2 separate regions of the Homo sapiens genome follow, and region 2 is linked to region 1. A link is an interaction called in ENCODE POLR2A ChIA-PET data of the cell type or tissue named here. Cell type or tissue: Caco-2. All regions are shown on one strand. Each heading gives the region's core, and the rest is flanking DNA. Links, peaks and the distances in the headings are about the cores only. Region 1 overlaps GNG7 (G protein subunit gamma 7). Region 2 overlaps GNG7 (G protein subunit gamma 7).

Region 1 (5,369 bases), core at 281-5,280:
CATATCCACTGGTTCCTTTTTTTCCCCATTGTTCCAATTTGCAGCGAAAATTCCAATCTCATCTTTTTATCTCTTTGAACGTAATTAACACAATTAATTTAAAGTCTCTGTCAATTCCCAGTATATGGAAACCCTGTGGGTCTCTTTGTAGTGCTGGTTTTTGTTTTTTTTTTTGTTTTTTTTTTTGAGACGGAGTCTCGTTCTTTTGCCCAGGCTGCAGTGCAGTGGCGTGATCTCAGCTCACTGCAAGCTCCGCCTCCCGGGTTCATGCCATTCTCCTGCTTCAGCCTCCCAAGTAGCTGGGACTAGAGGCGCCTGCCATGGCGCCCGGCTAATTTTTTGTGTTTTTAGTAGAGACGGGGTTTCACCGTGTCAGCCAGGATGGTCTTGATCTCCTGACCTCATGATCCGCCTGCCTAGGCCTCCCAAAGTGCTGGGATTACAGGCGTGAGCCACCGCACCTGGCAGTGCTGGTTATTTCTGCTGATTTTTGTTTATGTGGTCCTGGCTCCTCGTATGTCTTACTTGCATGCCAGATATTGTATTGTGCATTTTTTTTTTTTTTTGGGACGGAGTCTCGCTCTGTTACCCAGGCTGGAGTGCAGTGGCACGATCTCGGTTCACTGCAAGCTCCACCTCCCGGGTTCATGCCACTCTCCTGCCTCAGCCTCCGGAGTAGCTGGGACTACAGGTGCCTGCCACCAAGCCTGGCTAATTTTTTGTATTTTTAGTAGAGACGGGGTTTCACCATGTTAGCCAGGATGGTCTTGATCTCCTGACCTCGTGAGCCACCGCGCCCGGCCTGTATTGCGGATTTGCATGTAGAAATAATCTGAGGCCTGGGATCGTATTATTTTCCTCCAGAGGGGATTTATGTTTACTTCTTCCAGGCATTTGGGGCCACCAGCAATCTCGCATCACCTTAATCCAATATTAGGGATTGAGATTATTCAAAACTCTGCTGTAGTTGCTAGAAGGACCTGTCTGCTTCCTCTTGATCTTTACTCCTTTTTTTTTTTTTTTTTTTTTTTTTGAGACGGAATCTCACTCAGCTGCCAAAGCTGGAATACAGTGGCACGATCTCGGTTCACTGCAACCACCGTCTCCCGGATTCAAGGGATTCTCTCATCTCAGCTCCTGACTAGCTGGGATTACAAGAACCCGCCATCATGCCCAGCTAATTTTTGTATTTTAGTAGAGACGGGGTTTCACCATGTTGACCAGGCTAGTCTTGAACTCCCGACCTCAGGTCATCCACCTGCCTCGGTCTCCCAAAGTGCTGGGATTCCAGGCGTGAGCCACTGTGCCCAGCTGTGACCGTTACTCTTACAGTGCAATATTAAGTTGTCCCAATTCACACCAAGGGGGAATTTACCAAGCCTTCTCTCCTCAGGAAACCCTGGACCTCAATTTCTGTACCCTTGGCCTCGTGAAGCTGATAGAAATATCACTCGGCCTCTCAGCAAACCCTCCCAACCCCAGGAAAAAGTGACCCCAAACCCAGGCTCTCTTTCGATCCTCCCCTAAATCCTGGCTGGAAATTCTCCATTATCTTAATAACCCTGCAGGCCCTTGAGCAGATGCTTTGACATTCTGTCCAGCTTTTCTTTCTTTTTTGAGACAGGGTCTCACTCTGTCACCCAGGCTGGAGTGCAGTGGCACAACGTCAGCTCACTGCAACCTCTGCCTCCCGGGTTTAAGTGATTGTTGTACCTCAGCCTCCTGAGTAGCTGGGACTACAGGCACCCGCCACCACGTCCAGCTAATTTTTGTATTTTAATAGAGACGGGGTTTCACCATGTTGGCCAGGCTGGTCTCAAACTCCCGACTTCAAGTGATCCTCCCACCTCAGCCTCCCAAAGTGCTGGGATTACAGGCTTGAGCCACCGCACCCAGCCCTGTCCAGCTTTTTTTTCTTTTTTTTGAGACAGGGTCTCTCTCTGTCGCCCAGGCTGGAGTGCAGTGGCACAATCTCAGCTCACTGCAACCACTGCCTCCCGGGTTTAAGTGATTCTTGTGCCTCAGCCTCCCAAGTAGCTGGGACTACAGGCACGTGCCACCATGCCCAGCTAATTTTTGTATTTTTAGCAGAGATGGGGTTTCACCATGTTGGCCAGGCTGGTCTCAAACTCCCGACCTCAAGTGATCCTCCCGCCTCGACCTCCCACAGTGCTGGGATCACAGGCGTGAGCCGCCGCACCCGGCCCTGTCCAGCTTTTCTAGTGGACCTCAGCAAGAGAGTGGGTTTGTCCTTAGCTGCTAATCCACCATTGTGCAAGCCAAAATCTGCCAAGAGAGATTTTTAACCCAAAGTCCAAGTCGTTTAGAAGGAGGTCATGGATATTCTAGATCCTCTTGATCTTGGAGCCACAGGATGACAAATGGGGACCCATCCTCAGCCTTGAGAGGAGCCCTCTCATCTTCCAGCTGAGGAAGCCAAGACCCAAAAACCAGGAGCAGAGCCAGAGTGCGAGCCCGGATTTTCCATTTCCAGGCAGGCACCGTGTGGTCCCTCTTCAGGAGCAGGTGTCAGCCCTTATCCCTTGAACAAGATCCCTGGCAATGACCTCACCTCTCCCTGAAACCTGAATGTTCTGTCAGTTCAGCAAGAGGCTGATGCAACTCACAGTCCCCAGAGGCCCTTTTGTCTCTCATCGAGTCCATAAATGACACGGAAATGATCTAAGCATGACTGGTCACCCTGGACTTCTGGAACTCATCACGGAGCTTACAAGACTCTCCTCTCACCTTTACCCTATGGCTCAGAAGAAGAAGGGATTTGCCCAAGCTCATGCTTTAAGTTCAACAACACAAAAATGGGCCGGGCGTGGTGGCTCACGCCTGTCATCCCAGCACTTTGGGAGGCCCAGGCAGGTGGATCACCTGAGGTCAGGAGTTCGAGACCAGCCTGGCCAACATGGCAAAACCCTGTCTCCACTAAAAATACAAAAATTAGCCGGGCGTGGTGGCGCATGCTTGTAATCCCAGCTACTCCGGGAGGCTGAGGCAAGAGAATCGCTTGAACCTGGGAGGCGGAGGTTGCAGTGAGCCGAGTTGGTGCCACTGCACTCCAGCCTGGGCGACAGAGTGAGCCATCATCTCCAAAAAACAAACAAACAAACAAAAAAACCCACCAACACAAAAATGGGTAATTTCAGGACACCCAGTTTGTGGCTCTATCCCGAATCCGATCCATGCTGATTTTTAATCTGATCAGCTTCCAGCTCTGCCCAGGTCTCTCCAGGGCCGGCGGTGGGGGGCTGTTGCAATTCCCTGCTGCACCCCAGCCTCAGGGCAGGTCAGGGGAGTGGCGACAGGGTGCAAGTCCACGGGGAGTGAGATTTCTCAAGAGCTCCGGGCAAACCGGCCCTTCCACATTCGCTGGGTGCAGGATGTTCCAGCCACCTTGTCTTTCCAGCAGCTGTGTTTATATTTGGCAGTTGCCACAGGTCCCTGGAAGAGGGTCCTCTTCCTGCCTGCCAGACTCTGGAACCCCTGTTTCCTCACACAGGAACCTGGGGGCCAGGCCTGGTGCAGAGATGAGAGTGTCCCTCTGAGAATTCCAACAGAGGTCACTGGGGCTCAGAGAGGGAAGGAAACTTTCCCAAGGCCACACAGCTTGGTAGAGCAAGGGCAGATTTCTGGCCTACCACCTTCCCGAGTTCCCTCCTCTGTGGGAGCTGTGGTCTCACTCCCTTCAAATGCAACGGGGCTCACATCTGGGGGAAGACTCCCGCCCTGTGGGGCCTCTCCTAGTCACAAAGCATTCTGGGATGCTAATAAAATTAAAGCCCTTTTGGAAACACCCCTGTATTTACTTTTTTTTTTTTTTTTGAGACCATTCTCCTGCCTCAGCCTCCTGAGTAGCTGGGACTACAGGTGCCCGCCGCCATGCCCGGCTAATTTTTTTGTATTTTTTTTTTTTTTTAGTAGAGACAGGGTTTCACCGTGTTAGCCAGGATGGTCTGTATCTCCTGGCCTCGTGATCTGCCCGCCTCGGCCTCCCAAAGTGCTGGGATTACAGGCGTGAGCCACTGAGCCAGGCCTTTTTTTTTTTTTTTTTTTTTAGACAGGGTCTCACTCTGTCACCCAGGCCGGAGTGCAGTGGCGCGATCTTGGCTCACTGCAACCTCCACCTCCTGGGTTCAAGCGATTCTTGTGCCTCAGCCTCCTGAGTAGCTAGAATTACAGGCACGCACTACCATGCCTGGCTCATTTTTTTGTATTTTTAGCAGACGTGGGGGTTTCACCATGTTGGCCAGGCTGGTCTTGAACTCCTGACCTCAAATGACCCACCCGCCTCAACCTCCCAAAGTTCTGGGATTACAGGCATGAGCCACCACGCCTAGCATATTTTCATTCAGTACCATTTATTTTTGGGGCCTTCAGTCAGCTGGGTTCAAACTCTTTGCGTTTTGCCTAAGGGAACCACTCTGAGCTGCAGGATTTCTCCTGATAAGGGAGTTCCATAAAGGCCTAAAATTTTCCCCCAGGGGACACCTGTCCAAGTCTGGGGACATTTGTGCTGGTCATGACTGTGGGCGCACTGGTGGGGGGGGGGGTTTCCTGGCAAGGAGTGGGTGGAGACCAGGGATGCTGCCCAGCACCCTGCAGTGCCCAGGACAGCCCCACCCCAGAAAAGGATCCAGCCAGAGGGAGAGGGCCTGTACTGGAGTGAGTTAAACTTCCCGGTGTAGATCAGGTCTCTTTAGGATTTTAGGAACTTCGGAGTTCAGCCCATTTTGCAGACTGGGGCCCTAGGCTGTGTCTCTCTTTACTGACACCACTGTCAATTTTGTCGCAGTTTTGGGTCTTTGTCTGCTCAGCCATCTGCTCAGCAAACGTTTAGGCCACACCTCCTCACCTCCTCTCCTCCTCCCAGTGGGGACAGGTTCGAGGGCGGGGGCACAGCTCCAGAGGGGCGATGCCTCCAGGCAGGAACCCAGGCCCCCTTCCTGGAGGGATGCGCGACACCAAAACTCCCTCTGCACCCCCAGATGAGGGCCGGTGGGAGTGGTGCCGTCTGAGTGAGACACAGCATTGGGCTGACCTCAGGGTCCCGGTTCTGATAGTGTCTCATAGTCACAGGTGACGTCGCCCTGGAGGGGACCGGGAGAGGGTGCGTGGGGCTCCCTGGACTATGTTTGCAACTGCCTGAGTCCATAATTGTTTCAAAATAAAAAGTTAAGATAGGGCCGGGAGCAGTGGCTCACGCCTGTAATCCCAGCACTTTGGGAGGCTGAGGCGGGTGGATCACTAGGTCAGGAGTTTGAGACCAGCCTGACCAACATGGTGAAACCCCGTCTCTACTAAAAATACAAAAATTAGCCCGGTGTGGTGGCGCGCGCCTGTAGTCCCAGCTACTCGGG
Region 2 (5,369 bases), core at 187-5,186, 67 kb before region 1:
CGGCGGAGCAACCAGCGGCACGCCCCCACCCCAGGCGTCCCTCCCACAAGCAAATAGCACAGCCCGGTGACATTGGCTTTTTCCAGCCGAGCGCGGGGCACCCGCTTCGCCTCGTGCCCGCCTCTCCCCCTCTTCATCATGGGCCCTCGGTGGAACTGTATGCTAGAAACTTCACTTTCCAATTTTGGAGATGCTTCTAGAAACTAGACTTCTTTCCAGCTTGAGGTGAGCTGGAAGTTAGATCAGTTTCCATTTCTTTCAACTGAAAACGTGATTACAGAAGTCAGTGTTTCATAAGCTTTCTTTTTCCGTGATCACCTTCTTTTGAGACATCCTTTTCCTAGTGGCTCCTTAGAAAGAATAACGGTGGCAAGAGATTTAAATGCACCCGATGTCTGATTCTTTTGACGGAAGATGCCCAAGTAGCATTATTATTATTATTATTATTATTATTATTATTATTATTATTATTATTTTATTACTTTTCATTTTTTTTGAGACGGAGTCTCGCTCTGTCGCTCAGGCTGGAGTGCAGTGGCGCGATCTCAGCTCACTGCAAGCTCTGCCTCCTGGGTTCACACCATTCTCCTGCCTCAGCCTCCCGAGTAGCTGGGACTACAGGCGCCCGCCACCACACCCAGCTAATTTTTTGTATTTTTAGTAGAGATGGGGTTTCACCGTGTTAGCCAGGATGGTCTCGATCTCCTGACCTCGTGATCCGCCCGCCTCGGCCTCCCAAAGTGCTGGGAGTACAGGCGTGAGCCACCACGCCCGGCCAATTCTGTATTTTCAGTAGAGATGTGGTTTCACCATGTTGGCCAGGCTGGTCTCGAACTCCTGACCTCAGGTGATCCGCCCACCTTGGCCTCCCAAAGTGCTGGGATTAACAGATATGAGCCACCGCGCCCGGCCGCCCACTAGTTTTGATTGTGAGTTCTTTTGGTCCTTGGTTTTCGTAAGCGTTGCTTCCTCCTCTGTAGTAGAGTAACAAGCATGCAGCGTAGAGTCGCCGTGAGAGCTGGATTCGGTCGTTGATGGACAGAGCCGAGTGGAGAGCCTGAGATGACTCAGTGCCACACAGGTGCTGCTCACACAGTTGTCCTGGTCATTGTCGTCTAACCACTGAAACTCCCTAGACTTTTCCTACACATGCACACTCACATAGATACGTACAGCAATATGGAGCGCATTGTACATTGGCAGTCCTGAGCTGCTTTTTACCTTTCTAAATTTAATTTCTTTTTTTTTTTTTTTTTTGAAACAGAGTCTCACTCTGTTGCCCAGGCTGGAGTGCAGTGGCGCAATCTCGGCTCACTGCAAGCTCTGCCTCCTGGGTTCACGCCATTCTCCTGCCTCAGCCTCCCGAGTAGCTGGCACTACAGGCGCCCGCCACCACGCCTGGCTAATTTTTTGTATTTTTAGTAGAGACGGGGTTTCACCGTGTTAGCCAGGATGGTCTCGATCTGCTGACCTCGTGATCCACCCACCTCGGCCTCCCAAAGTGCTGGGATTACAGGTGTGAGCCACCACACTCGGCCTTATTATTATTATTTTTGAGAAGGAGTTTTGCTCTTGTCACCCAGGCTGGAGTGCAGTGGCGTGATCTCGGCTCACTGCAACCTCCACCTCCTGGGTTCAAGCGATTCTCCTGCCTCAGCCTCCTGAGTAGCTAAGATTACAGGTGCCCGCCACCACGCCCAGCTAATTTTTGTATTTTTAGTAGACACGGGGTTTCACCATGTTGGCCAGGCTGGTCTCAAACTCCTGACCTTAGGTGATCCGCCTGCCTCGGCCTCCCACAGTGTTAGGATTACAGGCGTGAGCCACTGTGACTGGCCCCAAGTAGCATTATTATATAATGGAGTTTTTGTTTGTTTTTATCTTAGAGACAGGATCTTCTTTCTCTGTCACTCAAGCTGGAGTGCAGTAACGCCATCTCAGCTCCCTGCAGCAGCTTCCAACTCCCAGGCTCAAGCAATCCTCCCGCCTCAGTCACCAAAGCTGGGATAACAGGTGCACACCACCATGCCTGGATAATTTTTAAATTTTTATTCTTTCTAGAGATTGGGTCTTGCTATGTTGTCCAGGATGATCTTGAACTCCTGGCCTCAAGTGATCTTCCCACCTCAGCCTCCAAAAGTGCTGGGATTGCAGGTGTGAGCCACCGAGCCCAGCCTATACCTGTGAAATTTCAATATCATAGATAGACTGTGTATCTGTTTATGTTCTGTTTTCTGGGCTTAATCCATAAAAAAAGTAAAATTTGTTTTCATCTCCCCAAGAATTGATGTTCACCCTGTTGAGAATATATTTGTAAAGAAGTCTCGTACTGCAGGAGTGAGAATGGAGACATCTTCATCACAAATCTCACTCCCCAGAATTAACCACTGTTAACAGTGTGGGGTGGATGGGAACTGATCATCAGTGCAGAACGTGAAAGGAGAACAACTGGGTCGATATTTGCCCACTTTTTTTTTTGGGGGGGGGACAGGGTCTCACTTTGTCACCCAGGCTGGAGTGCAGTGGCATAATCATGGCTCACTACAGCCTCAACCTCTTGGACTCAAGCGATCCTCCCACCTCAACCTCCTGAGTAGCTGGGACCACAGGTGGATATCACTACACCTGCTTAATTTTTTTTTAATTTTAATTGAGACGGGGTCTCACTATGTTACCCAGGCTGGTCTGAAACTCCTGGGCTCAAGTGATTTTCCTGCCTCAGCCTTTCAAAGTGCTGGGATTGCAGGTGTGAGCCCCGCGCTGGGCCTGCCTACTATTTTTTATTTTAATTTTAGGGACCGACTCTCACTCTGTCGCCCAGGCTGCAGTGCAGAGGCACGATCTCAGCTCACTGCAACCTCCACCTCCTGGGTTCAAGCGATTCTCCTGTCTCAGCCTCCCAAGTAGCTGGGATTACAGGCATGCACCACCGCACCCGGCTAATTTTTGTATTTTCAGTAGAGATGGGGTTTCACCATGTTGGCCATGCTGGTCCCAAACTCCTGACCTCAGGTGATCCGCCCGCCTCGGCCTCTCAAAGTGCTGAGATTACAGATATGAGCCACCGCGCCCGGCCGCCCACTAGTTTTGATTGTGAGTTCTTCTGGTCCTTGGTTTTCGTAAGCGTTGCTTCCTCCTCTGTAGTAGAGTAACAAGCATGCAGCGTAGAGTCGCCGTGAGAGCTGGATTCGGTCGTTGATGGACAGAGCCGAGTGGAGAGCCTGAGATGACTCAGTGCCACACAGGTGCTGCTCACACAGTTGTCCTGGTCATTGTCGTCTAACCACTGAAACTCCCTAGACTTTTCCTACACATGCACACTCACATAGATACGTACAGCCATATGGAGTGCATTGTACATTGGCGGTCCTGAGCTGCTTTTTACCTTTTTAAATTTAATTTCTTTTTTTTTTTTTTTGAGACAGAGTCTCACTCTGTTGCCCAGGCTGGAGTGCAGTGGTGCGATCTTGGCTCGCTGCAAGCTCCGCCTCCCGGGTTCACGCCATTCTCCTGCCTCAGCCTCCCGAGTAGCTGGGATTACAGGCACCCGCCACCACGCCCGGCTAATTTTTTGTATTTTTACTAGAGACGGAGTTTTGCTATGTTGCCCAGGCTGGTCTCAAACTCCTGAGCTCAGGCAATCCACCCGCCTCGGCCTCCCAAAGTGCTGGGATTACAGGCATGAGCCACTGCACTCGGCCCTTAAATTTAATTTCCTTTCAGCCGGGCATGGTGGCTCACACCTATAATCCCAGCACTTTGGGAGGCTGAGGTGTGTGGATCAATCAACTGAGGTCAGGAGTTCAAGACCGGCCTGACCAACATGGCAAAACCCCGTCTCTACTAAAAATACAAAAATTAGCCGGACGTGGTGGCGGGCGCCTGTAATGCCAGCTACTTGGGAGGCTGAGGCAGGAGAATCGCTTGAACCCGGGAGGTGGAGGTTGCAGTGAGCCAAGATCACGCCACTGCACTCCAGCCTGGGCAACAGAGTGAGACTCCGTCTCAAAAAAAAAAAAATTTAATTTCTTTTGAGACAGGGTCTCGCTCTGTTGCCCAGGCTGGAGTGCAGTGGTGCCATCATGGTTCACTGCAACCTTGACCACCTGGGCTCAAGCGATCCTCCCACCTCATCCTTTCAAATAGCTGGGACTACAGGTACGTGCCACCATGCCCAGCTAATTTTTTTGTATTTTTTGTAGAGATGAGGTCTTGGTATGTTGCCCAGGCTGGTCTCAAACTCCTGTCCTGAAGCAATCAGCTCGCCTCAGCCTCCCAAAGGGCTGGGATTACAGACGTGAGCCACCACGCCGGGCCATTAAAGACATTTTTGAGATAATCATGGACAATGGGTCACAGGCTGGTTATTGGTAACAGGAAATTATTGTTGATAATCATGGAGCAAGTTGATAATAAGACAGTGTTAATTTGATTGGGTGGTTCTGTGTTGGGAAATCAGAAAGCTTCAGTGATTAGAGAACATTCTGAAGGTTCTACAGGCAAAGTCATATGATGTCTTGAATTTGTGTGAAATACCCGTGCAAAGCTGGAGAGAGAAGTGAGAACAGAAGAAGGGCAGAATGTTAATTCCCGTTGCAGGAGGTGACGACACTCAGAGAGACCTCGTCCTGGCCTGCGTGCTTCAGGCTGTGTTTGAAATTTTCCACTATATGTAATTTTTTAAATTTGCAGTTTCTTTCTTCCTCCTTCCTTCCTTCCTTCCTTCCTTCCTTCCTTCCTTCCTTCCCTCCTTCTTTCTTTCCTTCTTTCTTTCTTTCTTGAGGGAGTCTCACTCTGTCGCCTAGGCTGGAGTGCAGTGGTGTGATATCTCGGCTCACTGCAACCTCTACCTCCCAGGTTCAAGCGATTCTCCTGCCTCAGCCTCCCAAGTAGCTGGGACTACAGGTGCCCACCACCACACCCAGCTAAGTGTTTTGTATTTTTAGTAGAGATGGGGTTTCTCCATGTTGGCCAGGCTGGTCTCGAACTCCTGAGCTCAGGTGATCCGCCCGTCTTGGCCTCCCAAAGCGCTGGGATTACAGGCGTGAGCCACTGTGCCCGGCCTTGATTTGCAGTTTCTGTAAACAACTTGTATAATAGAAAAGCAGAGAAATAAATTTTCCTCCCCTTCAGAAGCACCTCATGTTTGTTTTAAAGTATAGTATTTAATCCAGATTTGAGAAGGTTTGGGGTGAATGAGGTAAGAAAGTTTTTTTTTTTTTTTGGCATCAAATATTTCGGCCTGCCTCTCAGCTTGCTTCAGAAAACTTAAAACATCACAATAGTAATCAAAACATATATAACATTGAAACAGAAGGAAATGGCATGGACCACAGAACTCCAAGGATTGTTTAAAAAAAAAAAAAAAG

The links. ChIA-PET counts read pairs that join two places held together with the same protein. Peaks named below come from ENCODE experiments on the same cell type or tissue, not always from the same donor. Only the 100,000 strongest peaks of a DNase experiment are listed, where the experiment ranks them.
Region 2: POLR2A ChIA-PET joins it to region 1 with 8 read pairs; 11 of 35 experiments call an interaction of 5 or more read pairs at or near these places.

What each region holds. Positions count from the first base shown.
Region 1 is chr19:2,526,968-2,532,336 of GRCh38, reverse strand. The region is part of intron 3 of GNG7 (G protein subunit gamma 7); the gene reads left to right. Among named protein-coding and RNA genes, the nearest start is that of GADD45B, 54 kb to the right of the region's middle. RefSeq lists an enhancer at 2,685-2,744. In Caco-2, for the core only: no CTCF peak of the experiment used is centred there; DNase peaks (open chromatin) are centred at 2,636 and 3,336.
Region 2 is chr19:2,593,784-2,599,152 of GRCh38, reverse strand. All of the region lies in intron 2 of GNG7 (G protein subunit gamma 7), which reads left to right. It also overlaps the pseudogene RN7SL121P. Among named protein-coding and RNA genes, the nearest start is that of MIR7850, 34 kb to the left of the region's middle. In Caco-2, for the core only: no CTCF peak of the experiment used is centred there; no DNase peak of the experiment used is centred there; H3K4me3 peaks cover 77 bases.